2 separate regions of the Homo sapiens genome follow, and region 2 is linked to region 1. The links are chromatin loops, found by intact Hi-C in ENCODE. Cell type or tissue: heart left ventricle. All regions are shown on one strand. Links, peaks and the distances in the headings refer to the core of each region. The heading gives the core; the rest is flanking DNA. Region 1 overlaps ALKBH3 (alkB homolog 3, alpha-ketoglutarate dependent dioxygenase). Region 2 holds the start of LOC107984328 (a long non-coding RNA gene).

The links. Peaks named below come from ENCODE experiments on the same cell type or tissue, not always from the same donor. Only the 100,000 strongest peaks of a DNase experiment are listed, where the experiment ranks them.
Region 2: a loop joins it to region 1, with 4 times the contacts of the local background. A loop is called at or near these places in 5 of 110 quality-filtered maps.

The regions. Positions count from the first base shown.
Region 1 is chr11:43,881,703-43,898,021 of GRCh38, forward strand. ALKBH3 (alkB homolog 3, alpha-ketoglutarate dependent dioxygenase) reads left to right here. Exons shown (of 10, transcript NM_139178.4): 2 at 881-1,029; 3 at 1,383-1,486; 4 at 2,281-2,315; 5 at 4,904-4,951; 6 at 8,023-8,126; 7 at 10,339-10,427. The coding sequence starts at 951. It also overlaps the pseudogene SEC14L1P1. Among named protein-coding and RNA genes, the nearest start is that of ALKBH3, 9.0 kb to the left of the region's middle. In heart left ventricle, for the core only: a CTCF peak has its summit at 8,704; a DNase peak (open chromatin) is centred at 8,699.
Region 2 is chr11:43,826,777-43,843,095 of GRCh38, forward strand. HSD17B12 (hydroxysteroid 17-beta dehydrogenase 12) reads left to right here. Exons shown (of 11, transcript NM_016142.3): 7 at 4,200-4,234; 8 at 11,541-11,622; 9 at 13,223-13,288. LOC107984328 (a long non-coding RNA gene) reads right to left here and starts at 7,172. Exons shown (of 2, transcript XR_001748197.3): 1 at 6,834-7,172; 2 at 2,157-4,814. RefSeq lists an enhancer at 3,685-4,884. In heart left ventricle, for the core only: no CTCF peak of the experiment used is centred there; no DNase peak of the experiment used is centred there.

The DNA of each region.
Region 1 (16,319 bases), core at 4,149-12,148:
GTGGGAGATGGGACCTGGGAATCTATAGTCTAAGCAAGCTATTAATATAAAACGAGCTTTTACCTTTGAGAACTTGAGGTGTGAAGCTTTCTTAGGTAGAAGCATAAAGAAATAGATTACAGATGTGGAACATGTGGCTTGAATTTCCTTGTTGTTTTGGTAGCTGTACGTGCTTCTGCATTTGCTGTAGGCTAAGCTTTTACTGGTACAACTGTCAAATTAGTATTATTAGCCATTATGAGGTGGATTTATCCGTTAGCTGGAGACAGGAGTTTAATATAAGTTGAATGTTAATCTGTCTGTTGTTGATTTCCTGAGTGGCTTTGGGTGCATCATTGAACTTTACCGTCCACATACATACCTGCATTGTGTCAAATCTTACACTGCTTGTTATAAAGACAAATACCTGTATCCATCCTAAATCAGATTTTCTGAAGGTGGGCCATAGGTATTTTGAACAAACTTCCAGGGAAGTTTGATGCAGCCAGTGATAATGGAATATATGCTTGGAAACAGTCTTAGCCGATTTCTCAATGTCCATGTAGGTGAAAATGGGAATAGTACAGTTTCCTTATATTCTACTCTTGGGGACTATTAAGAGGAATGTGGTTTATAATAGGTCCTAATTTTAGAATTTCTTAAAATGCACTTTCTTGTGAAAGAAACAAAAGTACTATGGTAAGATTACAAAAGGTGAATGCTAAAGCCAGCAGCCCCAAATGACTAGGCTTCTTGAATGAAATGTTGTGATGACATAAACTGATTTTACATGGAAGCTCTATTGCCATTGAGAGTCTTCTGCCTGAAATTAATTATGCCTTAGGAGTAATTGTTCACAATCCTAACTAAAAGCACTGTTTTGTTTTGTTTTAATAAACAGATACCATGGAGTAGTTTGAAACAGGAACAAAATCTTCTGAAAGCTCGGAGCAGAAGCCTTTTTGGTCAACATGGAGGAAAAAAGACGGCGAGCCCGAGTTCAGGGAGCCTGGGCTGCCCCTGTTAAAAGCCAGGCCATTGCTCAGCCAGGCAAGAATCTGTAGGGATTTTGTGTGTGTGTGGATATGGACAACTCTCATTCTCTTTTATTTATATCCTTTTGGTTTATAATGGACTTCCATTTCAATTGACGTCAAGGAATTGTTTAAAATGTGGCTGATATTTTGTCCGATTTTGTTGATGGTGAGCTAAGGGTGGGTCTTTAATGTTCCTCATATTTAGTCCACACCCTCAAACCTTTCAGTATCTTCTGTTGACTTTACCAGTTAGTTTCTACATGTCATAGAGATCATCTCCAAGTGGGCTTTATTGGCCCTTGCTCAGTAGAAGGTGCTGAGAACAGACTTTCCCCTGGTTTGAGGCTGTCCCCTCTCTTGCTTCAGCTACCACTGCTAAGAGCCATCTCCACCAGAAGCCTGGCCAGACCTGGAAGAACAAAGAGCATCATCTCTCTGACAGAGAGTTTGTGTTCAAAGAACCTCAGCAGGTAAATTCATGGTTTTTTCTTCAATAGTGATAAAAATTTGCTTAGAAAAGTGATATTCACACAGTAGACACTCAAATAAATAATGACTGAATAAATTCACTAATAGCAGAGCAGAAGAACTATAATAATAATGAAATGAGAAATATTTCAGTTCCTTTCTATGTCTGGGGATTCTTCGTAGTCTGCTCCCAGTTTATGGTCACATGTTATTCCCGTATTTTTGGCAAGGAGGTTACACCATAATGAGAGCTTGCTTGCATTGGTTATTTGAGCTCCAGCAGTCCTAAAACTGTGCTGTCTTCAGTGCTATTGCACTTCACCATCTTTGGAATTGGATTAAAATTTCAGTTTTTACAATAAAATGCCTGATTTTTAGCCCTTTTTTCCCATGAGGAAAAATGTAGGAAACAGTGAAGATTTACTTTTTAATAATGTGGAAAAGTTAAAAAGTTGGGTTTCTTGCCATAGTAACAACCCTATAAATAATTATTAAAACTCCTTATTTTATAGCATATTTTCTATTTTAAAAAATCTTGTCAAGATTTTTCCAGAGCTGCTGGCTGCTAGGAAAATTTATTCTATTAATAATTGTATCTTCTTTTACTGTCTACTAGCAAATGTGAAGTAGTTTTAAGAAGAGTGGAGACAAGGGTCTCTAGTGGGTTAGTGAGAAGTTGGAATAGAAAAGAGATAGTTTTTAACTTTATTTTGACCAGAAATGGGAAGATATGGTAAGTCAGTATCCTTGAGGATTAAGAACATCCCAGAAGTAAGATCCGCCTATTTCCTTGCAGGTAGTACGTAGAGCTCCTGAGCCACGAGTGATTGAGTAAGTAATTTGCTGTCTTCCTGTAATTGTTGCCCACAGTGAAATGAAGAGCCTGGAATCTTTCCTCACTGTTTTTTCTATCTGGAAGAGAATGGCCCAATAAGTGTCTTAACTGTAGTCTGGGATATTCCCATCTCAAATGTCTTTAAACTTGATCTTTTGAGAAGACTTTCTGAATTTGCTGATAGTATTGAAAATGCAACAAGATATCCATATGTTAAACTTTGACTTGTGTAGATTTCCTGGCCCTATTTCACCGATATCTGTAGACAGTAAGCTAAACCTCTCAGGCAAAGACAGAGAGGGATTTTTCCTGAGTCATTGAAGCATGGTTCTTTGAGAAGCCATTAATTGCCTCTTTTTTTTTTTTTTTTTTTTACTAGCAATGCTATGAAAGCTGCTAGTGCTGTAGATGAGCTTACAGTCCATTTATTAAAACCATGTAATTATTCCAGAACAATTTAAATGATAGTAAACATTCTTCTTATATTGATCTGTGTCTAAAATGTTCTTGTCCAAAGTTGGTGAGAGATGCTTTGACTCCTCTTTTTATGCTTGTCAGTTTTCATCTGATGTAGATAAATTGTCAGTAGAAACTATTCTTTTATCTTAGCAAATTAGCATCAGATATATGTTCTTGCCCATGATCAATCTGTTTGTTATGCTGTTTGACTGCTTGCAGATTGGCTTGTATATCTTAGAAAAAGTCGCAGGCTAATAGTCTTTGGTTGTTTATTATTTTTTATTTTTTTGGAACAGGCTGTCACTCTGTCACTCAGGCTGGAGTGCAGTGGCATAATCAAAACTCACTGTAGCCTCCATCTTCTGGGCTCAAGTGATCCTCCCACCTCAGCCTCCCGAGTAGCTGGGACCACAGGCACACACCACCATGCCTTGCTCCTTTTTTAAAAAATTTTTTGTAGAGATGGGATCTCCCTATGTTGCCTGGGCTGGTTTCGAATTCCTGGGCTGAAATGATCCTCCCACCTCAGCCTCCCAAAGTGCTGATATTACAGGGATGAGCTACCATGCCAGGCCTTTGGTTGTTTTAAAAAAACAAGTGTGTTAGTGCCTTCATTGGTGAAGGAGAATAAACAAAACCATGAAACATGTTGTAAGCTACAGATGTGACATTCGGCCCCCCAGAAACAGGCAATTGTCGGAGAAAAATGACAGAACTCATTCCTACTTGGTCCTAGAATCTGTTAATTCTCATTATCTAAAGTTAACTATGCTAGGTTTTAAAAAAATAGCCGGAAATGTCTTCCATATTTAAAGTGAGCCATTTCTGAATGTGGGCCAAAAATACACCATATTGAAACATTTTGTTCTCTGTATACTCAGGGAAACATTATAGACGATGCATGTAGTAAATATGTGTGACAGCTATGCCTGCTATGCCTACATTTTGGCTGAAAGGCACTCATACATCTACTTAAAAGCCTAGCTCAGAGATCATGAACCACTAACTCCCATGACAGAAGGTGATGTGAAAACTGCCCCTTCGTGTTCTCTATAACGTGTCTCTCTCTGAGAAGGATCTGACACAATTGTCTTGATAGATATACCTATCCAGTCTGTGTCACTTTTCTCATTATGGGCCTCACCACCTGGCAGTTCTGCAACAGCTTTATACATTTCCACATTTGATTAAATTTAGTAAACCTTTATTGCCCATCTGCTATGTGCAGACACTGGGAAGCAATAATCTACCTATTCCTTGCACCTCAGGACCCCACAGTCTATAAAATAAAATAGACATTTAATCAGATAAATTGTAATCTTGTACATCATGAAAAAATAGACTGTAAGGTCTAGTGGTAACACAGAGGATGAGAGGTTAATATTATTTGCCTGGATTAAAGGTCAGGAAAAGTTTAAAGGCGGTGATGCTGAAGCTAGGATTTTTGAAAGGTGAATGAGAGTTTTCCACTGGACCAAAGCTGGAGGTGGATTGGATTGGGGATGCCGGGTGATGGGGTGGCATTTCAGCATGGAAAAGCATGGAGTTAGAAACGTAGTGGTGTATTCAGGAGATTCCAAGCAGTTGATTGCTGCTGGAGGATGATGAGTTTATGGGAGCTGTCAGAAGATAGAGCTACATTATGAGGACCTTGAATGCAGTTTTGGGGTGCCATTGAAGGATTTTAATCAGAAGAGGAACCTCATCAGATGTGTATCTCTGAAAGCAACAGAAGCCCAGAGCCCTGAGATGTGCTTGCTGCCTGTTAAATGTATCCCCTATTCCACATTCTCCAGAGGAGTGCTCTATTTGAAACCTCTTTGTGCAATAGATTCCTGGACCATATCTGCCTCAATTATGGGTAAAATATAAAGGAGTAGAATCAGAATTGATTTTATCCCAGTTTTTGTCTCCATGGCCTGATACTGTCACAGTTCCATTCCAGTGCCATTAATGATATACCATGATCTTCTCAGTGGTAGAAGAAGGTGGGGATTATGCCTCTCTCATAACTAAATGACTTTGGTGAGCCAGGACTTTGGCAGTTCAGAAGGATAACTCTTCCACTGGGTATAGCATATTGTTTTGCCTCAAACTAACAAGTCTGTTTCCTTTGTTTCTTTAGCAGAGAGGGTGTGTATGAAATCAGCCTGTCACCCACAGGTGTATCTAGGTAAGCAAATCCTCACAAGAAGTGACCGTAATTATCACTGAGTTATAGTCTCTTAAAATAGTTTACTCCCCTAGAGAAAGAAAATGTAGTACATATACATTATGGAATACTATGCAGCCATTAAAAGGAATGAAAGCATGTCCTTTGCGGGAACATGGATGGAACTAGAGATCTTTATCATCAGCAAACTAACGTGGGAACAGAAAACCAAATACTGCATGTTCTCACTTGTAAGTGGGAGCCGAATGATGAGAACACAGGGACACACAGAAGGGAACAATAGACACTGGGGCTTGTCGGTGGGTGGAGGGTGGGAGGAGGGAGAGGAACAGGAAAAATAACTAATGGGCACTAGACTTAACACCTGGGTGATGAAATAATCTGTATAACAAACCCCTATGACAAAAGCGTACCTATATAACAAACCTGCATATGTACCCCAAACTTAAAGTTTAAAAAAGTCTACTCCCTTATTTCAAATAGGTAACTTCTGCCCCTTAAATTCTTGGGGAGCAAAAATTTGATAATATCTCCTTTTTATTAGTATTTCTAGCATCAAAATATTTTCAGGTATAGTTCCTAACCTTTCTGTCAGATATAGTAGCTGCTATTTCCCAAGTTTTTTAGATGAGGAAATGAGACCTAGGAAGATTGAATATTTTTTTCTTTTTGAGACAGAGTTTTGCTTTTGTTGCCCAGGCTGGAGTGCAATGGTGCTATCTTGGCTCACTGTAACCTCTACCTCCTGGGTTCAAGAGATTCTCCTGCCTCAGCCTCCCAAGTAGCTGGGATTACAGGCATGTGCCACCAAGCCTGGCTACTTTTTTCGTATTTTTAATAGAGATGGGGTTTCATCATGTTGGTCAGGCTGGTCTCGAACTCCTGACCTCAGGTGATCCACCTGCCCCACCTTAGCCTCTCAAAGTGCTGGGATTACAGGTGTGAGCCACCACGTCTGGCCTGAATATTTTTTCTTAGTGCCACATAATAACTTGACATTAGAATTGCGCCTAGCCTGGACTTCTGTGCTGTGAGTGCTACATTATATTATTATACTTCATGTATATTACATATTGTAGATTATTGTGTATAATGTTACAAATTGCTACACTAGGGTAAATTTCTTTTTTTGTTTTTTTTTGTTTTGTGTTTTGAGACAGAGTCTCACTCTGTCACTCAAGCTGGAGTGCAGTGGCGTGATCTCCACTCACTGCAAGCTCCGCCTCCAGGGTTCACGCCATTCTTCTGCCTCAGCCTCCCGAGTAGCTGGGACTACAGGCACGTGCCACCATGCCCAGCTAATTTTTTTTTTTTTTTGTATTTTTAGTAGAGACGAGGTTTCACCGTGTTATTCAGCATGGTCTCGATCTCTTGACCTCGTGATCCACCTGCCTTGGCCTCCCAAAGTGCTGGGATTACAGGCATGAGCCACTGCGCCTGGCAGTCTTTCTGTTTTTGAGACAGGGTCTGGCTCTGTCACCTAGGCTGGGGTGCAGTGGCACGATCTCAGCTCATTGCAACTTCTGCCTCCTGGGCTCAAGCCACCCTCCCACTTCAGCCTCCGAGTAGCTGGGATTACAGGTGTGCGCCACCACACCTGGCTAATTTTGTATTTTTGTTTGTTTGTTTGTTAGTGATGGGGTTTCGCCATGTTGCCCAGGCTGGCCTTGAACTCCTGGGCTCAAGTGATCTGCCCGCCTTGGCCTCCCAAAGTGCTGGGATTACAGGCGTAAGCCACCATACGTGGCCTAGGATAGATTTCAGTAGTTAAAGCATATACTATTTAGGGTATATTAGGCATTAGTCATTGTTTTAAAAACATTTAAAAACATTGAAACATTAACATCGCCTTAATGCATGAGTATACTAATTGTCACTATAAAATAATGAGACATTTAAAACAAATAGAACTTACACATCTAGATGAATTTCTTCAGAGGAGCTTCTGCTGGAACAATGGCTCTGCCATGGTTATAACCTTTTTTGGAACTGTTATTTTAAAGCAAGTCACTCAAGAAAACCAGTTTTATTGTTTTGGTCATATCTCATTGTTAACTAGATACGGCTTCAGGTAAGCTTTGGCTCTTTCACAAAATCAGATGCACCTTCAAAGAGTGAAGATTTGCTACCAAGGCAGTTTAAGAGAATCTTCCGTGGGCTTTCAGAAGGTATCTTAAGAAAGATATCCAAAATTATTTTGAGCTGCGTTGGCATTGTTGAAATAAACACATATTCAGTGGGAGAAAGAACCCTCATTAGCTGTGTTTATTTTGATACAGTCATAATGAGCTGTAGCTTTTCCTAGAATTAGCATAGTCTCAGAAGACTACCAATTGTTTAAATAAAACAGGGCCAGGCATTTTATTAGTTATTCTTTTTTTTTTCTTTTTTCGAGATGGAGTTTTGCTGTTGTAGCCCAGGCTAGAGTGCAATGGTGTCATCTCAGCTCACTGCAACCTCCACCCCCGGGTTCAAGCGATTCTCCTGCCTTAGCCTCCCAAGTAGTTGGAACTACAGGCATGCGCCACCACGCCCAGCTGATTTTGTATTTTTGGTAGACGGGGTTTCACCATGTTGGTCAGGCTGGTCTCGAACTCCTGACCTCAGGTGATCCACCCGCTTGAGCCTCCCAAAGTGCTGGGATTACAGGCTTGAGCCACTGTGCCTGGACTTATTATTCTATTTACTCTTCACAGTGAATCTATGAGGTTGATGTCATCTCAGGTTACAGATGAGAAAACCAAAGTTCAGAGAGGTTCAGTAACTTGCCCAGGGTTTCACAGCTAAGCAGTACTGAAATACTGTTTGAATTATGATCTATAAAAGCCCTCACCTATCATCCCTTTATCCTTCATTGCCTCTTTTATTTGTCCCAACATGAAAGGAGTTTATTTTATATCTGGAGCCTCATGACCTGGGTGATGTTAGGCTCTGCTTGCTGTGGGAGCTGTGGTAAGATGATTTCATGTACCCATTAGAGGCTGCATCCAGATTAACTGTTTCCACTAACATTTAGAGTCTAACTTATCTTTTCCATGTTTTTTGGTTAACAATGTTCATTCTGCACCCAGGGTCTGTTTGTATCCTGGCTTTGTTGACGTGAAAGAAGCTGACTGGATATTGGAACAGCTTTGTCAAGATGTTCCCTGGAAACAGAGGACTGGCATCAGAGAGGGTAAGTAGATCCCAGAGGTCACAGTTGGTGCTGCGTGTTCTCCCTCTCTGGAATGTTTCCTAGTACCATCACTTCTGCTCACCAAAGCTAGTCTTAAACAGAAATTCAAAACCTGAGATCCTAAGAAAGTAGAATTAGCCAAAAAGGACAGGGAAGAGTATTCCAGGCAGGAGAAACAGCAGGTGGAAGGCCCAGAGATCAGAGAGAACATGGCAGGAGGATAGAGGTGAGAGTTCAAGGAACCAAAGGAAATTTGGTTGGCTGAACTATGGCTGACATACTTATCTCCTTTTGTGTTTGTTCACTGACTTGCTTCAAATGGTGCCAACTTTTTCCTTTCTTCATAGAAAATTACAGAGCTTTCTTTTTTTCTTATCCTATTTTGCATACATTCTTTCACACTCCTTGCTGACTTTGTATTCTTCTTTAACTTTTGCCAGAAGAGTCCAGTCTCCTCTAGCTTCAGCATCTGTACTCTCCTGAGCTTGTAAAAGTGACACGGCAGTTTGTTACCTGAGTTGGAACCTGAATCTCTGCGGGCATCCACAAGCCAACAGTGCCTGTTATACCACAGGCGGTCACTTGGGGGCGTCTGTACTCTAGCATCGAATTTTTTTCTGGCACATTGAGTGAATTTAAATTTTCTGTAAAGAGGCAAAGTATATATAGTTGTCCCTCAGTATCCACAGGGGATTGTTCCCTGTGGATACTGAAATTCATGTATGCTCAAATCCTTTCATAAAAACTATCATAGTGGCTGGGCGTGGTGGCTTACGCCTGTAATCCCAGCACTTTGGGAGGCCGAGGCAGGTGGATCATGAGGTCAGGAGATCGAGACCATCCTGGCTAACATGATGAAACCCCATCTCTACTAACAATACAAAAATTAGCCAGGCATGGTGGTGCGCACCTGTAGTCCCAGCTACTCGGGAGGCTGAGGCAGGAGAATTGCTTGAATCCGGGAGGCAGAGGTTGCAGTGAGCCGAGATCGCGCCACTGCACTCCAGCCTGGTAATAGAGTGAGACTCCGTCTCAAAAAAAAATAAAATAACTATCATAGTATGTGCATATAACCTATGCACATCCTCTAGTATCCTTTAAATCATCTCTAGATCACTTATAATACCTAATACGATGTAAGTGCTATGTAAATAGTTGTTATACTGTTTTTTATTGTGGTATTGTTATTTGTAATTTTTATATATTTTTTGAGTATTTTTGATCCATGGTTTGAGTATTTTTGATCCATGGTGGATGTGGAACCCACAGATATGAAAGACCAACTGTACTGGCTTCATTTTTGTTACTCATGCATCAGAATAGGAGTCAGCTTTCTCTCAGCCTTCAGGACAGCCTTCTCTCAACTCCCACAGTTTCTGCAGCAGGGCTTTTGGTGACAGACATGGCTTTGATTGTTGGCTCTTTCATTCAAAGTAGTTGTTAATTTTAAGCAAATTACAGTTAAGTAACTCTCTGATCCCTGGTTTTCTTATCAGTAAAATTAAATTAATAACAATGTCTTTCTTATAAGGTGGTTGTGTTAATACAATGAGATAACGCATGAGATTGCCTGGTACATAGTAAGCCTTCAGTGAGTATTAGCTGCTGCTATTATTATTATTATTATTGTTCTTATTGTTGTGGCTGATACCAGTTATGGGAAAAAGAGTAGATCTATGGATAACTGCTTCTCTAAATTGGAACATCAAAGCCTTCTGATGAAAATCAGCTGCATGCCACAGTTGGTCAGGGCACTTTTTCCTCCCTTGAATCAAAAAGGTTTACACAACATTGCACACATGAATGAGCAGTTTGTCTTGTTTCTCACATGGATGTTGGTGCCACAAATTTCTGCAGACAGGGGTTCAGTCTCCATATTCTGCTTTTTGAGACCGTCCCTAGTCTGAGCCCCACTGTTCCCCAGTGTGACTCTTTGCCCTCTCTTGTTTATGTCATCACTAATACAAGCAAGTCACCCACATTCTCATCTCAGAGCCTTTGCCCATGTGGTGTCTGCCAACATAGTGGTTTCTCTTGTCCATTCTACTTGCAAAGTCCCATATCTTCTGTGAAGGTGGAACTTTGGGTCACAGCCCATTCTTACTTTTCTTTTGTATTTCTCATAGCACATTGCAAGGCACAAAGTTGGCACTCAGTAGTAACACCTTAAATAGCATTAAACCATTTCAAAGGCCTGTATTTTCTTTCTTAGATATAACTTATCAGCAACCAAGACTTACAGCATGGTATGGAGAACTTCCTTACACTTATTCAAGAATCACTATGGAACCAAATCCTCACGTATGTCAACATATTGTCATTGGTATGGTTTTATAGACTATATACTATGTGTTGAGTGCTATAAAATAACAACAAATTACCTTGCAGAGATTCATGCTGGTTCCTAGTTCAAAAAACCTCTCTGGGTTGAAACATTGAGTCTTTGTGCTTGTCATCCTTCATGTGCTAGAGGATGAGAAAAAACTAGAACTAGAGTAAACTGAACCAGAGTCTAGCATTTCAGGAAAATGAACTATTTCTTCTCCTAATATCCCTCTTTCCCAAGCTTTTCTAGCTGTATTCCTTCTGTGTACACCCTGGTATGCATTTGCTGTGGGGCTGAGTCCTTATGACTGACGAGTGAGGTCAATATGCCTTTTTCTGTTTCTCAGGCTCTTTTGCTATTTGTGAAAAAAAATCTGATGTTTTTCTTGTTAACTTTGTATTTATTCTATGGCTGCAGTTCTCAGACTTCCGTCTGATTTTGCTTTGGCTTGTTTCTGCTGCTGCTTTTGCTTTTAAAAAATTTCCATGAAAGTAGATGAAGATATTCTAGTATATAAATTAAGCTCATCCAGGGGATAGAGTTAAGGTCCAAGAAATAGCTCCCTGTTTAGTTCCTGGAATCTTGCCTTTGGCAAATAATGTTATGTTTTATTGAAAGAGACTTTGAAGAAAATGGAGTTTTGCTTATGGCATTGGGATACACAGAAATGTGACACATTTCAGAGCTTCTAGAAATTTGTAATTGCAAGCTACCACTTTACTAAAATTTCAGGGAGAAAACATTGACTGAGGGAACATGGCCTTTTCACGTAAGGAGATAGCTGCATGCTTTGGTTTCAAGGGCTGCATTTAGAATGTGAGCCAGGGAAGTGCCGAGACCCTTTATATCTGAGGTTGATTTTGAAACGTGGAGATAATAGAATTAGGCCAGTCCAACATAGCCTGCTTTCCTTGTTTCTGTCAGAGTTAATTTATCTTCTTGTCAGTAGTCATAGCAGAGAATTTGAGGATTAAATGGGCTGTGGGGAAGTTCTTTCTCATTCATTCTAGTTAATCTTTTAAAACAAGATTTCTCAACCTCAGTAGTATTGCCATTTTGGGCTGGATAATTCTTTCTTGTGGGTCTATCCCTTGCATTGTAGGATGTTTACCAGTATGCATGACCTCCACCTGTTAGATGTCAGTGGCACCCCTCACCCAGCTGTGACAACCAAAACCAACTCAAGACATTGTTAAACATCTGGGGGGGCAAAATTGCCCCTGGTTAAGAACCAGTGGGAATAAACACAGGATCTGCTGAGTAAAGTAGCCTCTTATTGTCCGACATTTTGGGAACATTTTGACAACTCTTCAAAATAATTTATGACAATCCTTTTTTTTAAATGTTGGTAGTATGTGCTTATTGAAAATTTAGAAACTGCACATAAACAGGAAGAATATTAAAATTCTTGATAATTCTACCCCATGTTTTGGTTCCAATCTTGTTATTTTAGACAAATATACCTAGAGAATCTTTTTTTCTGTAACAATAAAATAGTCCAGGTGTGGTGGCTCATGTCTATAATCCCAACACTTTGGGAGGTCAAGGTGGAAGGATTGCTTGAGGCCAGGAGTTCATAACCAGCCTGGACAACATAATGTGGTCAAATTAGAATTCTTTAATTCAGATTTGGCTGGCTCATAACTTTGCCTTTATTGGTGATATATTTAGTTCATTTATATACTGTCTTGAACAAAAAAGAGCTACCCTTTCTCAGATTTTTATTTATGTTCATTTTAAATTTAGATATAGGGTCTTGTTATGTTGCCCAGGCTGGTGTTGAACACCTGGGCTCAAGTGCTCCTCCTGCCTCAGCTTCCTTTAATAGTTGTGATTATCGGCCACACCCCGACCTCTCAGAATTTTTTAAAGGTGGATTCACTAATGTATGTATATATATGTTGGGAGTACTTGTTTAGTTTAAAAATTGTCATTACCTGAAGCTTAATATCCCGTACAAAATAAGCAATTTCAGTCATGGGTTTTTAAACTTGTTTTAGTTTTTGTTCAAACTAAATCTCACATGAGCCCAGTGTATAAAACAGATCAGAGCCTTGACTGGCTGGGAGTCCCACCAACTTGACCTCTCCTTTCTTCTCCTGTAGACCCAGAGGTACCTCTGAGGTACCTAGAACTCTATACAACACTGTTTGAAATCCACTGAATAGGTCCTTTCACTTCTGTGATTCATATTTTTTGTATTCTTTTCCTAAAATGTCTTTTAAGGATAAAATGTCTTCACTGAACAGTGAGATAATGCTGAATTTTAATTTAGACATTCAGTTCTGAGGCATCTGAATATAGAGTATTGGTTGGAGAGTCTAAATTAATCCTCTAGTTCATTATCCCCTTTTTTCTTCCTTTTCTCACTGTTTCAGTACCAAAAATAACCCAGAAAAAAAATACCTACTTAGAAACATAACACAAACTTTATGCTATCTCAGTATTCAGTCCCTGAGCAAGTCAGGGAAGTGCTAATTAGATTCCCAGTAACATTGGAGAAAAAAGCCCATCTTCCTCCTTTACATTCTTGTTTTTCTTGTTAAGCGTGTAATTCTAGCATCTGATCTTTATCGCTATGAAGATAAATTTAAAGCTGTAAAGTAAATAGGAAATACAGCCTGCTGACATTATTATTGGAATTTCACTTTGGAATTTATTCTCTTGAACAAAGGTTTATTTAATATTTTTGTTTTATGAGTGTGGATCTCATGTTATGTGTTTTTCTACCACAATAAAAAAGGAGAACAAGAGATAAAGAAACTTCCAACTTCTGGAGGCTTCTTGAGTCTCCCCAGGTGTCCCATTAGCCAACTATTTGTTGTTTTTGCTGTTTATTTTTTAAAATCCTCTGCTTAGAATATAATATTATAATGTAGTATCCACAACAAGGAATTCCATCTTTAACCATGGTTTTCACATCAGAGTAAAGCTGAGTGATTATGTAAGCTTCCCTGGCAGTTTTACCTGACAACCATGGGATATACTTAATAATAGTAACAATAATATTCCTTCCTTTGCTGAACGTCTGTTTCTTCACTGCGAAACATATAACATGATATGGTTTGGCTGTGTCCCCACGCAAGTCTCACCTTGAATTGTAATAATCCCCGTGTATCAAGGGCAGGGCCAGGTGGAGATAATTGAATCATGGGGGCATTTTCCCCCTTACTGTTCTCATGGTAGTGAATAAGTCTCATGAGATCTGATGGTTTTATAAATGGGAGTTCCCTGCACATGCGCTCTTGCCTGCTGCCATGTAAGATGTGACTTTGCTCCTCCTTTGTCTTCTGCCTTGATTGTGAGGCCTCCGCAGCTATGTGGAACTGTCAGTCCATTGAACCTCTTTTTGTTGGTAAATTACCCAGTCTTGGGTATGTCTTTATTAGCAGCATGAGAACAGACTAATGCAATAGACATTCAAGGAGTTCCCTAAAGTAACAGTTCTTAGAGTATAATCTGTAGATCCCTGGAGAGGGTTCATGAAACCTTTTTTGGGAATCTACAAGTAAAACTATTTTCATAATAATACTAAGTCTGTATGGTATTTTCACTGTGTTGGGTTTGCACTGATGGTAATGGTGGATAAAGCTGCCAGCACCTTAGCATGAATCAAGCCATTGTCACCAAACTCTGCTAGTAGTCATTGTGTTCGTCATCATCATGCGCTTCCAGTGTAAACTTTAAAAAATGCCAGTTTCATTTAAGAATGTCTATTGATGAAGTAGTAAACATTATTCATTTTATTAAATCTTGGTCTTTGAGTATGTGTCTTCCCAATAGTCTTCTTAATGAAATTAAAAGTGTACCTAAAGTACTCCAGCTACAAACTAAAGTGTGATTGTTTGAGCTGTAAGCTGAACTAGCTACTTTTGTTGTGGATTGTTTTTGCTTAAAATACAACGGGCAGACCGACTGTGGTTATTCAAACTTGAGTATTTGGCAGACATTTCCTCATAAATGAGTGACGTGAATGTCACTTCAAGGAAAACAATGGACAAGATTTTTTTTACTAATGATAAAAGTTAGGTTTTCAAGCAAAAATTAGAATTTTAGAAAACTGGTATCTGCCACTATTAGGGTTCTCTAGAGGGACAGAACTAATAGGATAGATACACACACACACACACACACACACACACACACGTATATATATAAAGGGGAGTTTATTAAGTATTAATTACACAATCACAAGATCCCACAATAGGCTGTCTGCAAGCCGAGGAGCAAGGAGAGCCAGTCTGAGTCCCAAAACTGAAGAACTTGGAGTCCGATGTTTGAGGGCAGGAAGCACCCAGCACGGGAGAACGACGTAGGCTGGGAGGCTAGACAAGTCTCTCCTTTTCACATTTTTCTGCCTGCTTTATATTCACTGGCAGCTGATTAGATTGTGCTCACCAGATTAAGGGTGGGTCTGCCTTCCCTAGCCCACTGACTCAAATGTTAATCTCTTTTTGCAACACCCTCACAGACACACCCAGGATCAATACTTTGTATCCTTCAATCCAATCAAGTTGACATTCAGTATTAACCATCACAGTCACTTTGAGCCTGACTTCTTCCCATTATTTAGGCTTTTCTGCTGAGATCAGTGGTAATATTGTTGGATGAGAATTTTTTTTGTTATTTTATAATGAAATGTGTCAGCATTTAGAAGATCTGTGTAACTTAGTGAACTAATATTTTCCAGATGACCAGTGGTTGATGTTACAAAACCATACAAGGTTAAAGATTTATTCAAAGTGTAGGCTGGACCAATGGCTTTATTATTTTTTTTTATTTAAAGCATTTTTTTTTTAGAGACACAGGGTCTTGCTCTGTTGCCCAGGCTAGAGTGAGCACAGTGGCTCAATCCTAGATCACTGCAGCCTTGAACTCCTGGGCTCAAGCGATCCTCCTGCCTCAGCCTCCTAAGTAGCTGGGACAACAAACGTGCCACTGTGCCTGGCTTATTTTTTATAGAGAGGGGTCTCAGTTTATTGCCCTGGCTGACAGTGGCTTTATATATAAAATAATATGAAAAGTTTGACATGGTTTCAGATTCCATATTGCAACTAACCTTTAAGAAGTCAGCACCTGTTAGTGGAACCGCGACTGCTCCGCAGAGCTGCTGGTATGAGCGCCCGTCGCCACCCCACATCCCAGGCCCAGCCATTCTGACAAGAACTAGACTTTGGGCTCCTTGAGAATATTCAGTTTTGTAAGTTTTAATATCCTCTCACCATATTCAGCTTAAAATACCATACTTAATGATTATCCTTGGCAAGACAGGTGTGAAAGGATTGCTGTTGTATTACAATCATGGTGCAAAAATACCAGTCACCAGTGAGGGTATACAAATACCCCTTCAAATTAATTATGGCTGCCTATGAAAGGAGGTTCCCTACGTGTCCTTTGATTCCGACATTCATGGGCAGTGACACTGTGAATGAATTCAAGAGTGAAGATGGGGCTGTTCATGTCATTGAAAGGCGCTGCAAGCTGGATGTAGATGCACCAAGACTGCTGAAGAAGATTGCAGGAGTTGATTACGTTTATTTTGTCCAGAAGAACTCACTGAATTCTCGGGAACGTACTTTGCACATTGAGGGTCATAATGAAACATTTTCCAATTGCTATACCGTTCACCCTGAAAATGAAGATTGGACCCGTTTTGAACAGTCTGCAAGTTTAGATATTAAATCTTTCTTTGGTTTTGAAAGTACCATGGAAAAAATTGCAATGAAACAATATACCAGCAATATTAAAAAAAGGAAAGAAAATTATTGAATACTACCTTCGCCATTTAGAAGGAGGCATAACCTTTGTGCCCCATTGGACTCCACCTTCCATCACGCCCTCTTCAGAGACATCTTCGTCATCCTGCA
Region 2 (16,319 bases), core at 4,084-12,083, 55 kb before region 1:
TCTTTTTTACCGCGGTGCTCAAATTACACAGTTTGCCAAAGGAAATGTGTGCTGTGTCATTGTAGCATGATTTTCAATGGAGTTACCATCTAATTTCTCCAAACCAGGCATTGTGTAACACTGTTGTCACTTTCTGTAATTATTTTCACTGTTACACTGTGATTTTGAAAAATTATTGTTAATGATTACAGTTGAAAACTTGTTTAAGGTATTTGCATCTAAGAAATTGTTTACTTCCAAATTGTGTGGGTACGTTTTTAGTTACTTGGATTCAGATCCTATTTATGGTAAGCAGGTTTCTTTGGGGTAGAGGGAGGGCAGATGTGGACAAAGTGGCTATTTGTGGTATCCTAATTCTGGGTATGAATATCCTGGATTCCAGGGGCTTTGCCTGGATTCTAGGGTGAGTTGTTATACTTTATTCTCTCCATGTGTATTATGATAATACAGGTGATTAAAGCATCTTGAATTTTAATGTAATCTTTTAATTTGAGCTTTTGATTGTCTTTTTGAACATTATGCAATCATGTTTTCTTTGTACTGTTCTCTCTAAAAAATGACCAAATGCCAAAGATTACATGATATGAGAATAATTTGCTTATATTGTATCATTTTTCATACTAAATTAATGAGTGGGAAAATCTACATTGGCTCCTGGGTATAAAATAAAGTTCCTTCTACAAACTGTTGATTACTGACGCTACAGGAGTAAAACAGAAAAAGTTTTATTCATATTAGGTTTCTTTTAGAAATAAGATTGTGGAGGCTTTTCTAATTGTAAAAACAATGCAAGATTGTTGCCAAAAGTATGAGAAATATATACAAACACTAAGAAGAAATTAAGTCACTTTTAGTCGTAACTGCAGATGGTTACATTTTAATATAACATTTTCAAGGATTTTCTAGGCCAGCCAATGCATTTTTGCTGAATAATCTAATCATCTAAATAATCTTAATCTAATAGTACTGATTTTGATTTTGTATAAGCGAAATAAGCCTCTTATTTATTTCCCAGCCAGAATATACATTGCTATACCAGTAAATACTAGTAAATATTTTACTCTTGACATTGAATCAAATTCTAAATTTAGCTGTCATCAAGACATTCATTTTTCCTCATATATTTGTATACTTTTTGGCTAGCTTGCATATAAAGTGATAACAATACCTTAAGTGTGATATAACATATATATTAAACTATCCCCTTTAGATTCTAGGCATCTAGGATTTTCTTGTGGTGAGGATTAATGATACTGTCACTGAAAATATATATGTATATAAAGAGGAAACACTTTCCCTGCAAGGACAAGGATTTCACACTCTCACTGTTGTAGAAGCACAATTGTAGAAACTTTTGTCTACTTCTTTTTTTTTTTTTTTTTTTGAGACGGAGTCTCGCTCTGTCGCCCAGGCTGGAGTGCAGTGGCGGGATCTCGGCTCACTGCAAGCTCTGCCTCCCGGGTTCACGCCATTCTCCTGCCTCAGCCTCCCAAGTAGCTGGGACTACAGGCGCCCGCCACTACGCCCGGCTAATTTTTTGTATTTTTAGTAGAGACGAGGTTTCACCGTTTTAGCCGGGATGGTCTCGATCTCCTGACCTCGTGATCCGCCGCCTCGGCCTCCCAAAGTGCTGGGATTACAGGCGTGAGCCACCGCGCCCGGCCACTTTTGTCTACTTCTTAGGAAAGAATTAAAATTGTTCGCTATACACTTTTGGAAACAGTCCCAATGGGGAAGAAAATGGGTCTGGAAATCATGTTTACTACTACTTGTCTAATATTCTTAACCACTGAACTTGCAAGTTATGGTAACCTTTTTTTAGAAGTGTGTTAAGAGGAACAAAAATTTTTCTGGTGCAGCAATTATCACCTGCAGATGGCCTAATATTAGCATTGAGTTAACTCCAGAAACAGCCTGTGAGCTGTGAAATGGAGTTCAGATAGATAGTGACAATTCACAGAAATGCCTGGTATATTCATATAAATAACCAAATATCAAGATACCAGCTGATGCTTACAGATAACTCTACTAATAACTTAGCTAAAAATCCTATAAAAATTTGGTGTTAAAGAAAATTTAATTTGATCTGAATATAACGAAGCCTCTTAACTAATGCGTAGAATATTAACGATTTGTATATACATACTCATATAAAGAAGGCTTGAAATTCAATTTATTGTGACTTATAATCTGATTAGAAGGAAAGATAATTTCATTATAGATGAAGGCATTAATCAATTTGATAAAAGCATGCAGATTTCAGGTTAAGTTTTCTCAGGCTTTTCATTGTTATTATTTGACAGATTAAAAAAAGATGTTACATTTTATGACAAGGACAGAGAATTTAGAGTCAGAATGTAAAAGGAGGAGCTCATGAGCTATGAGAAAGAAATTAACTTTTGCAGGGGAGAACTTGTGTCTTTGCTGATGAATCCTCTAGTCGTTGAGCATTCAGCAAATATTTCTGGCCTTTAATAGCCAGGCATTGAAATCAGTGTTTATGTCAAGTTATTAAAACTTCTTGAGTTTTAATTCATATATATAAAGAATATATTTTGAACATGTCCCTACATAAAAGGCCTCTTGATGAAGGAAACATTTAATGTTTAGCATGCCATGATATAATTTTGTAAGTATGGTTTTATGTTATGGGGTTTTGTTTTGTCTCATGATTTTCTAGATAATTTTTGCCATTCAGAAAGCAGACATTTAATATATACATGACATGCATATGGTATAAGGGAAAAAATAGCTCCTGATATTCCCCCATCTCCCTGCCCCCAATATTCCAACTGGAAATAGAAGAGGGACTGTTTAAGAGAGCCAAACAGGCAGTGGCTACCCCTTCTGGACTCCACTTAGCTGCTTTATAGTTAACAGATCTCATTTCCTTAATACAAATGCGCACGCACACACACAGACACACATACACCTGGGTAAAGACATTTTTATTACCAGTCTCCTTCCTTATTCTGTTTCTGGTGATCTCAGAACTTTGGAGAACTGAATTATAGCTTCCCTTCACAAAATGCTGGGGGAACTCTTTATAATACTTTAGCTAAGCATTATGGTCCCTGATGAAATGTGCTAAATAAAAAAAAAAAAGTTTTCAAATACTGTTAGGGTTTTGTATAATCTATCCTTTACAATAAAATACCCACCACTGTTAATATGCCTGATGTACATCTGTACTACCATACAAAGCTGTTCATAATACATCTGGATTGGATGTTCACATAGCAGAATTTACCTTGTTAAATCTGGCTGGCATTTTATTTCTTCAGAATATTTCTAGGAAAACAAAATTCCCTTCTCATCAGAATGCTGTCTACTTTAATTAATATGAAGTATTATTCAAGATAGAAACAACAAAATTTCTATGCTTAGCATGCATTGAAACCTTATTATTACAAAACAGCATCTGTTTCTTAGAGAATTGATGATATCCAGGAGTCAGAAATTCACGTTACAGCCTCGGTATTTAACTGTGAGGTGATTTTGACTAAACCATTGGACTTCTGAACTTTTCTTGGTTAATAATATATCAAAACAGAGTTTAAAAATAGCCCCTCTCATTATATGTATTTAGTCAACAATTATGGAGTCCTTAAAAAATGCAGATGTCACCTTTTCATGTTGGTTACTAGAGATCACATCTTAACTCTCTTTAAGGATGAGTTTTACTTACAGCTAACTAGACCAACAAGAGAAATGAATGTGAAGTTACACTTACTCTTTGCCAACCTACCACTTTATCGTATTCTTTTAAAGACTTTTTTTGGCTGGAAAAGTTTATGTGAGCTCTTGAGGTTAGAAAGCTTAAGTCATCTTGGTAGGCAGGATATTTCTTCTGATAACATATATTCTTTTCTGAGAATGCATTTTGGGAAATGTAGATTTTCACTGTAAATCCTTCATTGTTTGAAGAACTCTGTGCCAGTATTACATTTCAGGCAAGACTAATTTTAGCCAGGTTCATTAAAGTATTCCCTGTGTTCTCTCCAGTAATTTCAGCTGGTTCCTTTTTATGCCCTCTTGACACAGTCACATTCTACAGTGTACAGAAAATAACCTGCTGTCTGTAGAAGTGGTGAATGGTTTCATGATTCCCTTCTTTTTAGTGTGGGTGAGTTTTCTTCACTCTTTTTCTGTTGCCTGCATCCTTGGCCATCATGAATGTTTTGCTTTCTCTCTTGCAGATGACACAATTGGTACTGCCTGGCATGGTGGAAAGGTGAGTCACAAGCTCACATACAAACACTGTGGAAGCAGAGCTCATGATTATTTAGAGGGAGAATCCTTGCTTTGAAAAAATCACTGAAGTGACTAATGAACCAAGCCTCCATGTCTTAGCCACAGAGTGATGTACCAGGCGAGTCACAGTAGAGCATGAGTCATCGGTGGTGGAGGCCTTTTCCACTCGATTCCCTTTTTATTTCTCTCTCTAGGGTTGTAGTGGTTCCTTTAGATCAGGATGAAAAAGCCTGCCTGAGTCACCATCACTAACTCAATTGCCTACTATTCTGAGGGGGCGGATAGAGTTCCTGGGATATTCCCGGGAATACCTTCTTAAAGCTGTATTCTCTCAAAGCCAAAATCAGTGGAGTTGGATGAAGCAAGACCTCTTCCTCTGGTTTTTCACTTTTTACTGGGAGAATGGCTGTTATATAAAGTGATTATAAGATGTCAAACCAACCCTTGGAGGAAAAGGCAATGTCCACTCGCCCCATCTTTGTTCCAGTTTGAATTGGTTCTGCTAGTACATGCCGAATGTCTTCATTTTGATTGAGAAATATGTTGTAGATTTCTGTTATCTGAAATAGCATGAAGTGTAGAATTGTAATTAAGCTGTTTCTTCCTTGGAAAAATCTGAATGATGTCTAGGCCTTCAAAGAAAAGCTGCTAAAAAGATTTGGGCTTGCATCCTGAGCTAGCTCGATCATTTGCTGAATTTAGGGCATCGTAGTCATCTTTTTTTCTGCAAAATAACTATGAGTTTGGAAGAGACCCAGAGGAATCACAGCTTTGAAAAGGGAAGACCCAAGGACCCTACTTCTGTTAGGAAACCTCTATGACCTACTCCAGGCAGGGATTACAGCTTATGTTTATTGAGTATATAGTAAGTGCCAGGAACTTAGTAAGTGTTAACTCATTTAACTTTGATAGCCTCCCACCATTGTACAGATGAGGAAACTGAGGTTAGGAATCCATTTGTTGAGCATCTACAGGGACTAGTTAAGAAACAGTTTCTCAGCAAAGCTCCTTGTAATCCCATTTTATATACACTATTTTGTGTATTTTAATTGTTTTATTTTAGTAACACTTCCCTTTAAAATCTTCAAACTGCCTATTGTTAGGTGCCAGTGGGAGTGGACCCCTGATGGTCAGATATATAAATGGCAGTGGTTAGACCAGACCAGAACCCTAGAAGATGGTAGAGTTGGGGCAAAGTAGAACCCAGGAGGGATTAAATTTGGGCCATCACCTTAATCCTAGTTTTGACATCTGCAGGTAACATGGTATTGGTTCAGAATAGTAAATCTATCCATTAAAAAAGAAACACTTATAAACCACAGAGGTATTGTAAAAGGAATTTTTAATTATGTTGATGAAAACCATATCAAAAGAGATAATGGTTGCAAAATCATTTTACAGCATAAAGTCTTAGAGTCAAAGAGTCACAGAAATCCAGTGCATTAAATTAATTGACAGTAACTTCCCTCCTTTGACAGATGAAAAAATAGAGGCCCAAAGAGATGGAGTGCTATGAAGCTATACAGTTAGTAAATAATACAAAACCAAGAAGCTGGGAACTTCACTGCTATCTCTGTAGACCTGACAGCCATGATCACAGCTGGAGCATTACATAAAGGCAATGCAAAAAAGGAGAGTCCATCCATTCAATAGGCATTCATTTAGTCAAGCGTCTCAAGGATGAGTTGGATCCTTGCCTTTTAAGAAATCAAGTTGAAGCTGGGCGCAGTGGTTCACGCCTATAATCCCAGCACTTTGGGAGGCTGAGGTGGGTGAATCACTTGAGGCCAGGAATTCAAGACCAGCCTGGTCAACATGGCAAGACCTCATCTCTACTAAAAGTACAAAAACATTAGCTGGGCGTGGTGGCACACAGCTATAATCCCAGCTACTCAGGTGGCTTAGGCACAAGAATCACTTGAACCCTGGGAGGCATTGGTCGCAGTGAGCCAAGATAGTGCCACTGCACTCCAGCCTGGGCAACAGAGCGAGACCCTGTCTCAAAAAAAAAAAAAAAAAAAAAAGGAAAGATCAAGTTGATTTTAAACTGAGGTTGAGAAATGGTGGGAAGTTTTCAGAAGCTATGACTGAACCTGACACCACATTACCATTTTGATACGTCTTAAGAGCTAGTGAGAAATATATGTGGATGTTATGAATCAATACTTTTGGTTAGGAAAAGGAACGTCTATGTCTACTTGAATTAAAGAACTTAGTTACTAGATGTGTCAGTCAAGGTAAGCTACCTGCTGAAACATGCCACTCCCAAATCTCAGTGGCTTAACACATAAAGGTTTACTTTTCCCTCCCCTCTCTACCCGTCATTCAGGATCTGAGGCTCCTTCCATCTAGGGGCGTCATCATTTTCTAGGGTCTTGGAGTTCTCTGCATCCAGCTGACAGATGAAAGACAAGAGAGTAAAGATGGTTTTAAGGGAAGTTTCACTTCTGCCCACATTTCATTGTGCAGAACTCAGTCACAGGCTACAACTACTGCACAGAAGGCCAGAAATATTAGCTGTATGCCCAAAGAGGAGAGAAAAATTCCAAGTTAGCAGATCATATTGAAAGCATTCTTACCTTACATATTATAAGTGGTTTCATTATAGCCTGCTCTTTACACCATCCCCAAATGGCTTATTTCCTATGGCTGGTTTCCATAGCATTAGTATCTCCATTGAGTAACAGCAGAGTCCTTTATCATGATCCTTTGTTGTTGTTTTCCTTCCACTGCTTCCACCTCTGATGTGGGAGATTTTCCAAACCCTCTAGAACTATAGCCTAGGGCCAACTGACTATCGCTAAACAAATACCTATAATCAAACTAAGGTATTGTTACCATAGATGTAGAAAGTACATAATTACATTATAGAGGAAAGTTGCTCTTTTCACTTCCCTGGAATTATAAACATTGTGTACAGCTGGAGCCAGGAGGTGGTTGCCATAACAACCATGGGAAAGCTAAAAATAGCCCCTTTCATAACTGTATTGCTTAAGGTGGAATTATGACATGTTATGGTGTTTTAGGGCAAGTAATTCTCTTTCATGTGCTGAATGTTTGCAAACTTTCTTCCACAAAGCAATATTTGTACAATGTAAGTATTTGGATTGCTGGTTCTAATTATACACCTGACCCCTATGTTCTAAGATTCTTTTTGACATAGATCTCTATTTTTATAGGTTTCTCAGTCTTCGTGAGCATCTGTTACAGAACTGTCTGTGCCAATTTCAGTATTATATTTAAGCTTTAATATATATATATAATGACAACCCTCCCCCTCAAGAGCCTGCTTTTGTACTCCTTGATATGAAGTGGAAATGTGAAGAATTGGGATGGAATTTTTTTTTTTTTGTACATTCTTCCTTGGCTACAATCAAATTCTGTATGCAGTTAGCAGTCCCCACTAGGATTAACCCTGCAGTTCCGGTTCCTCATAGCAGCAGGTCTCTCTTCCCACCTGCACTGTGGGACAGTGATGAGGTTTCTAAGGAAGGTAGAAAACAGTGACTTACTTCAAAGGAGACCTATTACGTCCTCTATGACAGTAGAATTTTTATAGAGGTGTGGACAAGGATACCACAACAGTCTGATAGAATATTAAAGCACTTATAAAATAAAGGCTTGGCAATTTTTTTTTAATCCAGGTGACAATTAAGGGAGTCTTATTGGGAATTTCACAGGTCTGAGGGAATTCCATGAGAGAGCATATCTATAGGAAGCTGTAAGTGTGAGGGACTGAGTTTTATAGAGTTGGGCGAATTTAATGTCTGGCTTGTGGGAGGACTAGTAATTAAAGAGAATATGTTTATATGAAAAGGTACTTTCCTGTCAGCAATTGGTGTTTTCTGCTTTGGGTTTTTTCGCAACATTTTAGTTCTAGTAGATCCTCAGTAATTTGTACCACTGAGACAGCATTGTGTGGCTGTTAGCAAGTAAGCAGTATAATGAATTAAGAATGTTGCATTACAGAAAACATTGCTTGACTTGTTTATTTGGATATTTGTCATAACAAACTAGAAAATGCGCTGAAGTATGAGCAACATGAGTCTTCATTATAGAACTTCAGCAAAAATTCTTAATGTACCTTCCAATCTTAGAATTGTTCCCGAGTCCCCAGAAAATGAGAGATTAACCAGGGTTTAGTTTCATGTTTGTTTCTGTGTGCAATTAAGCGCAGCCCATTTTGTCCTTCTGCTTGATATAACAGAGTTGTCATGAGTCTGGCTGTGCCATGGAAACTGGTTTGACGTCACTAATTCTGCTTAGATGGAGGATTAGAGCTAGACAACACGGTTGATTTAAAGGGCGAGTCTTTTGTGCCTTGCAGTCCCAAATGCTCAGCCCCGTTTCTACATAGAGAACAGATACTGTATACAGTACAAAGATTGAGGCAGGCTACACCAGTATATTAGCTGTGATTCAGACAGAACTAAGTTGAATATTATTGCCTTTGGAAAGAAAGAGCGAGAGAGTTTTACACTGTTGTGTGTGTGGGTGTGGGAGGAAGGTTTTTGTTAGACAAATATGTGAGCTTAATGGTAGGACAGAGATTTGTAGAAGGGCTATTTTCTCTACTGTCACTTTGGTACAATTTTAAATGCTACTCTTTTATTTACTTAGGTCGAGTGCATTCTTGCTTTATCATTTATTAGTCTTAGATTTGTTTTCATGTGTTTTAGCATGCAAATACTGTATTTTGTATGAAGTACCCTCAAACTCTGACTTTTCACTAATTCAAAGCAACTCCACCTCCTAGAAGTTTTCAATAGGATTAGAATACTTGAGAAACAAAATCTTAGTTGCCTTAAGGAGCAAACAAGTAAGGGAGGATGACTGCATGAATGTGACATTGGATAATTGATCTGTATTGTATTTTAATATGGGAAAGGAACTTTTATTATCTTTAAATGACTTTTCCTGTACTTAGATCATTGCTTTGGTGAGTGAAGTTTTAAGGGTCTGTTTTGATCAGGTCAAGATTTAATTTTTAAAGTGCACTTGATAATGTTAAATTTTACCTTTTACAGATTTTTAAATTGCATTTTGTTAGCGAGAAATGAAATTTAAAATGTAAGGTTTCTGTTCAAGGGCACATATAACAACCCCAGCTAACTTGAGTATAATGGAGCATTTAATCCAGCTGTTAGGCCAAGCAGTGATAGGCTGCAGCTTCAGTGGAAAGCCTCATTTTTCTGCATCTACTTCAAACTAGTTGTGTCTTCACTTGCTGTGAATGAGTTTGGACATAGCTGTTCCCAGTTATGTGAGAAAAGGTTAAAATAAAACACTACCCATACCTACAAGGATGCTTAGGATGCAGGAGAAGGGTTGACTTGTCAAGATTGAGGGTTACTTCTTAGAAAGCATATTGTGTTGCATACGATACAATAGCTCTCTTAGTTTTCACTTGATTGGGATCTGCTCCCAGTTTAAAGGTGATACATTCCAATATGTCATAAATATTTTTCTCTCTCTTTTCATAGATTTGTTGAGATAAATTTCACATACTGAACAATCTACCCATTAAAGTATACACTTTAATGGTTTTTAGGGTATTCACAGAGCTGTGCAACTATCACCACAGTCTAATTTTTGAACATTATCAATACCCCAAAAAAGATAAAGATATTTTAAATATTACAAATTAATACTAAATTAAAAATCTCCTGTAACAAAAGTGGTTTTTCTATTTTCATCAAAGGAATTTCTCAGAAATATAGATAAAATGAAAGGACTAGATATTCATTGCTAATTTACCAGTTTTTATGTTCGAATTGTTGGGTTCTAACTCCTGATACAAATTCTTACCTTAAAATTTAAAAAGAAAAGACTTTTCTGCTTCTGAGGAAGACACAGACAAAAAATACCAGAATGATATAATTAACCCATTGACTACTTATTTCCAACTTTATTCAAAACCCTCCTAATATTTTTAAATTTGAAATGTAATTTTTATCATCAAAATCTTAATGGGTTTCACAGTTTAGGAAGGCACATAATACTAATAAGGACTTCTGTTAAACAACAACAACAACTTCTTTCCAGTGACACAGACTAAGCTGAGGACTCCCACTTCCCTTTGATGGTTGAAGTGGCATCTCACCTAGAGGCTGGCAGATGGAGCGGGTGACTTTTGGGGATTATTTCATTTCAGATTTATGCCTAAAATAACTTAAATGCCATTTAATCATGTATCCTTTATTATTTTGCATAAAGGGGGTCTTTATAGTCCCTTTTTTAAGCTAAAAAAATAGGTGTTGGGAAGTAAATTCAGACAAAGAACAATGAGAAAGTGGGTTAAGGAAAGGAACCTAGTATGGGAGATAGGAGGTGGGTGGGATCAGGTTGCAGTGGCTGAAAAAGGGGAATCCTCTGAGAAGAATGGATTTGAGGGGAAGATATGGTAGCTGTGACACTCCTAAACCATAATTCTACACTTTACCTAACCTATACATACTTTTTAACAACTGGTATCTTTATAGCATTGCTTTTCTCAAGCTAATTTTCACTTTTTTGTAGAATTAGAAATTCCTGGTAACTTTGATTTTAAACTTTCAGTAGTCTCTAAAAGTTACAGTAACAGTTGAGCTTTGCCTTTTGGCAAAAGACACAGTTTGATGAACTAGAGTCACATAATTTTAGAGTCAACTCTTTGTTGGTGCCCAAGTATCTACAACCCAGGGAAAGTAGAAGTAGACAGTAGAAGTAGAATCTACAACCCAAGGAAAGGACATAGCCATTCACTCATTGCCAGAAAGTTTTATTAAGTACCTGTTGGTTATGTGCTCAGTACCGTGTGGAATATTTTGAGGGAAAGTGGGCTATTATATCCAGAAGCTTATGGTTTTGTTGGGGGGAGGAGAGAATGTTTATATACATAGAATGATTAAATCCTACAGTAAAGTAGTATGTGACGATATGTTAAAATAAAGGTGTATGCAGGGAATATAAAAGATCTGTAAGTAAAAATTCTCAGCACTGTGGCTAGAGAAGACCTCAGAGGGTAGAGATCAACTCGAGGAGACTGGAGATCTGATCTGGTTATGCCCTGGGTTACTAAGACTGGGAAATGAGCTAATCGTGAAGAAGAGCTATTTTTAGTTGATTGAATTATGTCTCATTTACTGACCAAGCATAGCACATACTGATGAAAGGCAGGGAGAGATATGTGGTAGAAAAACAGCTACATTATTCTGTTTCGAATAATTATATATCTCAATCTGTAATTCACAAACAACTGCATACTGTGGCTTCACTCCTTTTACACGGTACATTTTCCTTTTTAGATCCAAAGGGGCTATTCTGAACATTTCATCTGGCAGTGGCATGCTCCCTGTCCCACTCTTGACCATCTATTCTGCAACCAAGGTAAAAAATATTTTCTTAAATCATGTCAATATAGTAATAAGGGGTAATTTTTAGTCTGAGAAATTAACGTAGATTTAACTTTCCTGAAGTTCTGTTCTTGGCAGTTTTCCAGTAGACTGAGAAGAAAAGGAAAATACCCTACTTGAGTTTCAAAAGAACCAGAGTTGGAGACATACTATATACTTACAATAAACTTAATGTAAACTTACAAATGGGACACCAGGATATCAGATTCACAGATGCTGTTTTTCTCCCCCCAGCACTCTACTGATTTTGAAAGTGATACTTGTGCCTTCCATAGACAGGTGACCTAGGCAGATAGCTTAGTTAATTAGAACATGATGTTAATGAGTCTAAGATTGGAGATTTGATACATGAATGAGTCCACTTCACACAGCATAGAAGAAATGCATCTAGTCAATGTGTAAATGTACATAGCAGGCACAAGATAGACTGGGCGAGAGTGTATTTTGCCATGTTGTCCAGGATTCATAGATATTCTTTGTCACTTTTGGGGTGAGACAAGAATTTTCCAGAACTCTCTGGACAATGTCATAATTTCATACAATATCACCATTAACCTCTTCACATTACTGATAGGAAAGTAATTTAGAATGAGTCTCCTACTGCCTGCAGGTCAATGGCGTCATCTTCAGATACATTGTTGAGGCATTGAATACATCTCTGAAGGGAAAATGATCACTTAGATGTTGAAATTAAGCAGGCTTTTAGGGAAAAATAAACAAAAATATGTACAGTAAGAACTTGAAACATTTCAGGGAAGGAAAAGAGCAAAACTCCGACTTCTTTTTCATGTGAAAAAACAGTCACCACTGTCTTTTGAAAAGCTTGGTACCACCTCCCAGCCCCTACAATCTACTTTCTGTATCTGGGAACATACTGTAGGCAAATTTAAAATGAATGCCATGTTTCTTGAAGGGATTCGTGAACTTCAACTTATCTGTTCTACTCCATGGCTACAAAACTATGACTAATTAGGACCCTTGAAAAGTCACTTGATTCTTTGCATTTCTAGTCTGAGGTTGCGTCCACATTTGAAAAATGGCACATTGTATTTTACAAATAGATTTAAGGTTGTATTATCAGAAGAAGATGGGCTGTCACATTCACCTCTATACTTCTTGGATCTTGTCATCCCAAAGCACCAAGAGGATGCTTGTTCTGTTCTTTTTAGCAACAACAAAATCCCCATAGAACAGAGTTGAATGGACTTCATCTTGTGTTTCTATTTGAGTGGCAAGTGGAGAGATGAAATGAGTCTTTTGTTATATAAGAGAAAAATATTTTTTCTTGGAAAGTAATTTTCTGAGGGGAGAAAAAGATAAGAAAAGCCTTTTCCAGTTAAATCAAAATTTGATCTGGATATTATATTTGGTAATATAATACTTCATTTAGTGGCAGATAAAAACAGCTTGAGGTTTTCAGGTGTTTTTCTAAGTTCTCTTCTGCGTTTGAAATGAAAAAAATGATGAGAAATTATAGCATTAAATGATTAGTTTATTATTTTGTTTCCATGGCTACAAATCAGGCAGATTGATGTAATGTGTGTGTTTTCTTCTCACTCCCACTCCCCTCCCAGACTTTTGTAGATTTCTTCTCTCAGTGCCTCCATGAGGAGTATAGGAGCAAGGGCGTCTTTGTGCAGGTGAGTGGAGTTTGTTTCACTTAAGTATCCCTGTTTTTGTGTGGTTTCCAGAGCAACTGTTGCTGTCTTGGCAATAACAAAAAAAATCATATTCCTAAGTAAGTGAATGTGACATTAGCACACCATTAAAAACGTGGTTTCTTTTTCCTTAATGCACTTGTCTAGATTTTTAAAAAATTATCCCCTAGAATTTTCAAGTAGGGATACCTAAAGTGGAACTAAATGCAGTATAAATAGCTGAAGCATACTTTTTAAGTTCTTAGGGTTTTATTTTGAGAGACCGAGACTATCGGCATCTCTCTCTTTTTTAATTGTGGTAAAATAAACATAAAATTTACCATTTTCATCATTTTTAATATGCAGTTCAATGGCATTAAGTACATTCACATATCGTGCAACCATTGTCACCGTCCATCTCCAGAACTTTTTTCATCTTCCAAAACTGAAACTCTGTACCCATCAAACATGAACTCCCCATTTCCCCTTCCCTCCAGCCCCTGGCAACCTATCTATCTCTATGAATTTGACTACTCTTAGTACCTCATATGGGTGGAATCATACAGTATTTGATCTTTTGTGACTGGATTATTTCACTTAGCATGTCTTCAGAGTTCATCCATGTTGAAGTATGTGTCGGAATTTTCTTCCTTTTCAAGGCTGAATAAAATGCCATTGTATATAGACCACATTTTGCTTATCCATTTACATGTTAGTGGGCATCTGGGTTGTTTCTACCTGTTGGGTATTGTAAATAATGCTAATATGAGCATGAGTGTACAAATATCTCTTGCAAACTCTGTTTTCAATTCTTTTGTATATGTATACAGAAGTGGAATTGCTGGGTCATATGGTAATTCTGTTTTAAATTTTTTGAAGAACTTAGCTATTTTCCATGTCAGCTACACCAGTTTACACTTCCACTGGCAGTGTGCAGAGTTCCAGTTTCTCCACATCTTCACCAACACTTGTTATTTTCTATTTTGTTTGTTTTTTATAATAGCCATCATAACGGGTATGAAGTGGTATCTCATTGTGGTTTTGATTTGCTTTTCCCTGATGATTAGTGATATTGAGCATTTTTTCATGAGTTTATTTGGTCATTTGCCTATCACCTTTGAAGAAATGTCTATTCCAGTCCTTTGCATATGTTTAATAAAATCGTGTTGTTTGGTTTCTTGTCATTGGGTTGTAGGAATGATCTATATATTCTGGATGTTGTCCCATTTTAGATACATGATTTGCAAAGATTTTCTCCCACTTCGTGAGTTGCCATTTTATTCTGTCTTTAGTCTGCATAATATCTTTTTATTCACAAAAGTTTTTAATTTTGATGTAGTCCAGTTTATCTATTTTTTATTTTGTTGCTGGTGCTTTTGGTGTCAAATCCAAGAAATGCTTGCCAAATCCAGTGTCATGAAGCTTTTCCCCTGTTTTCCTGTAAGAGTTTTCTAGTTCTAGCTCTTTGATCCATTTTGAGTTAACTTTTATATACCTTTGAGTTTATTATGTAGCTAGCAGATATAATGCTGTGAAAACACAAAATATGAGAGAAAGCAAATATAGGAGTTTTGATGGTTGGCAATTTCAAATTAACCATTCTTCAATTGAAAGAAATAGTATTTCCATGCTCAGGCACTTTTAAAAAATGTCTTGGGAGAAGTTGCAATTTGTACCTCTTTGCTGCTCCTGCCTATCAGCTACCCCACCTCTGTGCACGTCTGGTGTTCATTGTGGCTTTCATTCCTGTGAGGCAAGTATTTCACTTTTTGTATCCTGAAGCCACAAATGATCGATCAAAATAATAATAGTGAATATTTGAGTGGATACTTTTCAGGTACAGTGCTAAACACTTTAATATGTATCATTTCACTGCATCTCATAACAATCTCATACAATGGTGTGATGATGATTATTATTATTTTTAATTGCAGAAATTGGGGCTTAGAGAGGGTAAGCCACTTGCCCATGTTGAACTGGGACTCAAATCTGGGTCTGTTTGGCACTAAAGCCTTTGTTCTTAACCACTAGGCTACTTGCTCCAGGCCTGTAAGTCAACATTGAACACTTACTGGATCCATCTGTGCTCAGGGAGTGATGGAACCAGAAGGTGGTTGGTTAGTTCCATTTCCTCCTTTATGCCTGTAGAGCATCAAGATGGGTGTAAATGTCATGTAGATGTAGCTTCTAAACCTTTTTATTGAGTAGATACTGGTGGGAGCTAAGTCACCTACTGTGAGATAGAATGGTAATGAAAGGAAGGGGGGATGACTGTTTCCTCATCTTCCAGGATCATCTAAGAGCCTGCTTCCTCTAAACCCCGACCTGAGCTTTCATCCAAGGGAAGCTTAGATGTCATAGCCACTTGGTGTTATTTCTGACTTGCAGCTTCCCATATGTATAGGTTTCATTCGGAAGGACATGTGTTCTAGAATCCTGGATTTTATACTAAATTACTGTACTCTCTTTTTCCCCTTTCCTTGACACCAGTCATTTTAATGTTAGTAATGCGAATGTTCTATGTAGAATATGTTGTATTTTAGTAACAAGGACACCAGTAAAATGTTCTTGAGAAGCTATTACATTCCATGAGAAGGTATTCATGGGAAGGTATCACATGCCAGGCAATGGTATACCATTTTCTTTCTGATGAATCTAATTGTAATTACACTATTAACTGAATAGTTTGTAAACACCTATTGCGACTAGGCAGGAATCCTAAAAAGGTCCATTGGTGATTGACTATAAGCAGAGTGACCAGAAGCTGTAAGTGTCTCAGTGACAGAAGGTAGCATTAGGCCTTGTGAACAGACAATCAATTTCTAAAATTCCGTTAATAAGCAAGACTGTCTCCTCTCTCATTCTCACAACTTGTTTCCCTCAAAGATCTTTTCTCCAGATTTTCCACCTAGTAATCTGGTGTGACTAGAAGCTACTGTAAAAACACATTAGCATTTGTCTTCTGAAATATTTTATTTTGATAAACTTTTGTTTTTCCCTAATAATGAAGTATAAACTGTCATTTCATCTGTCA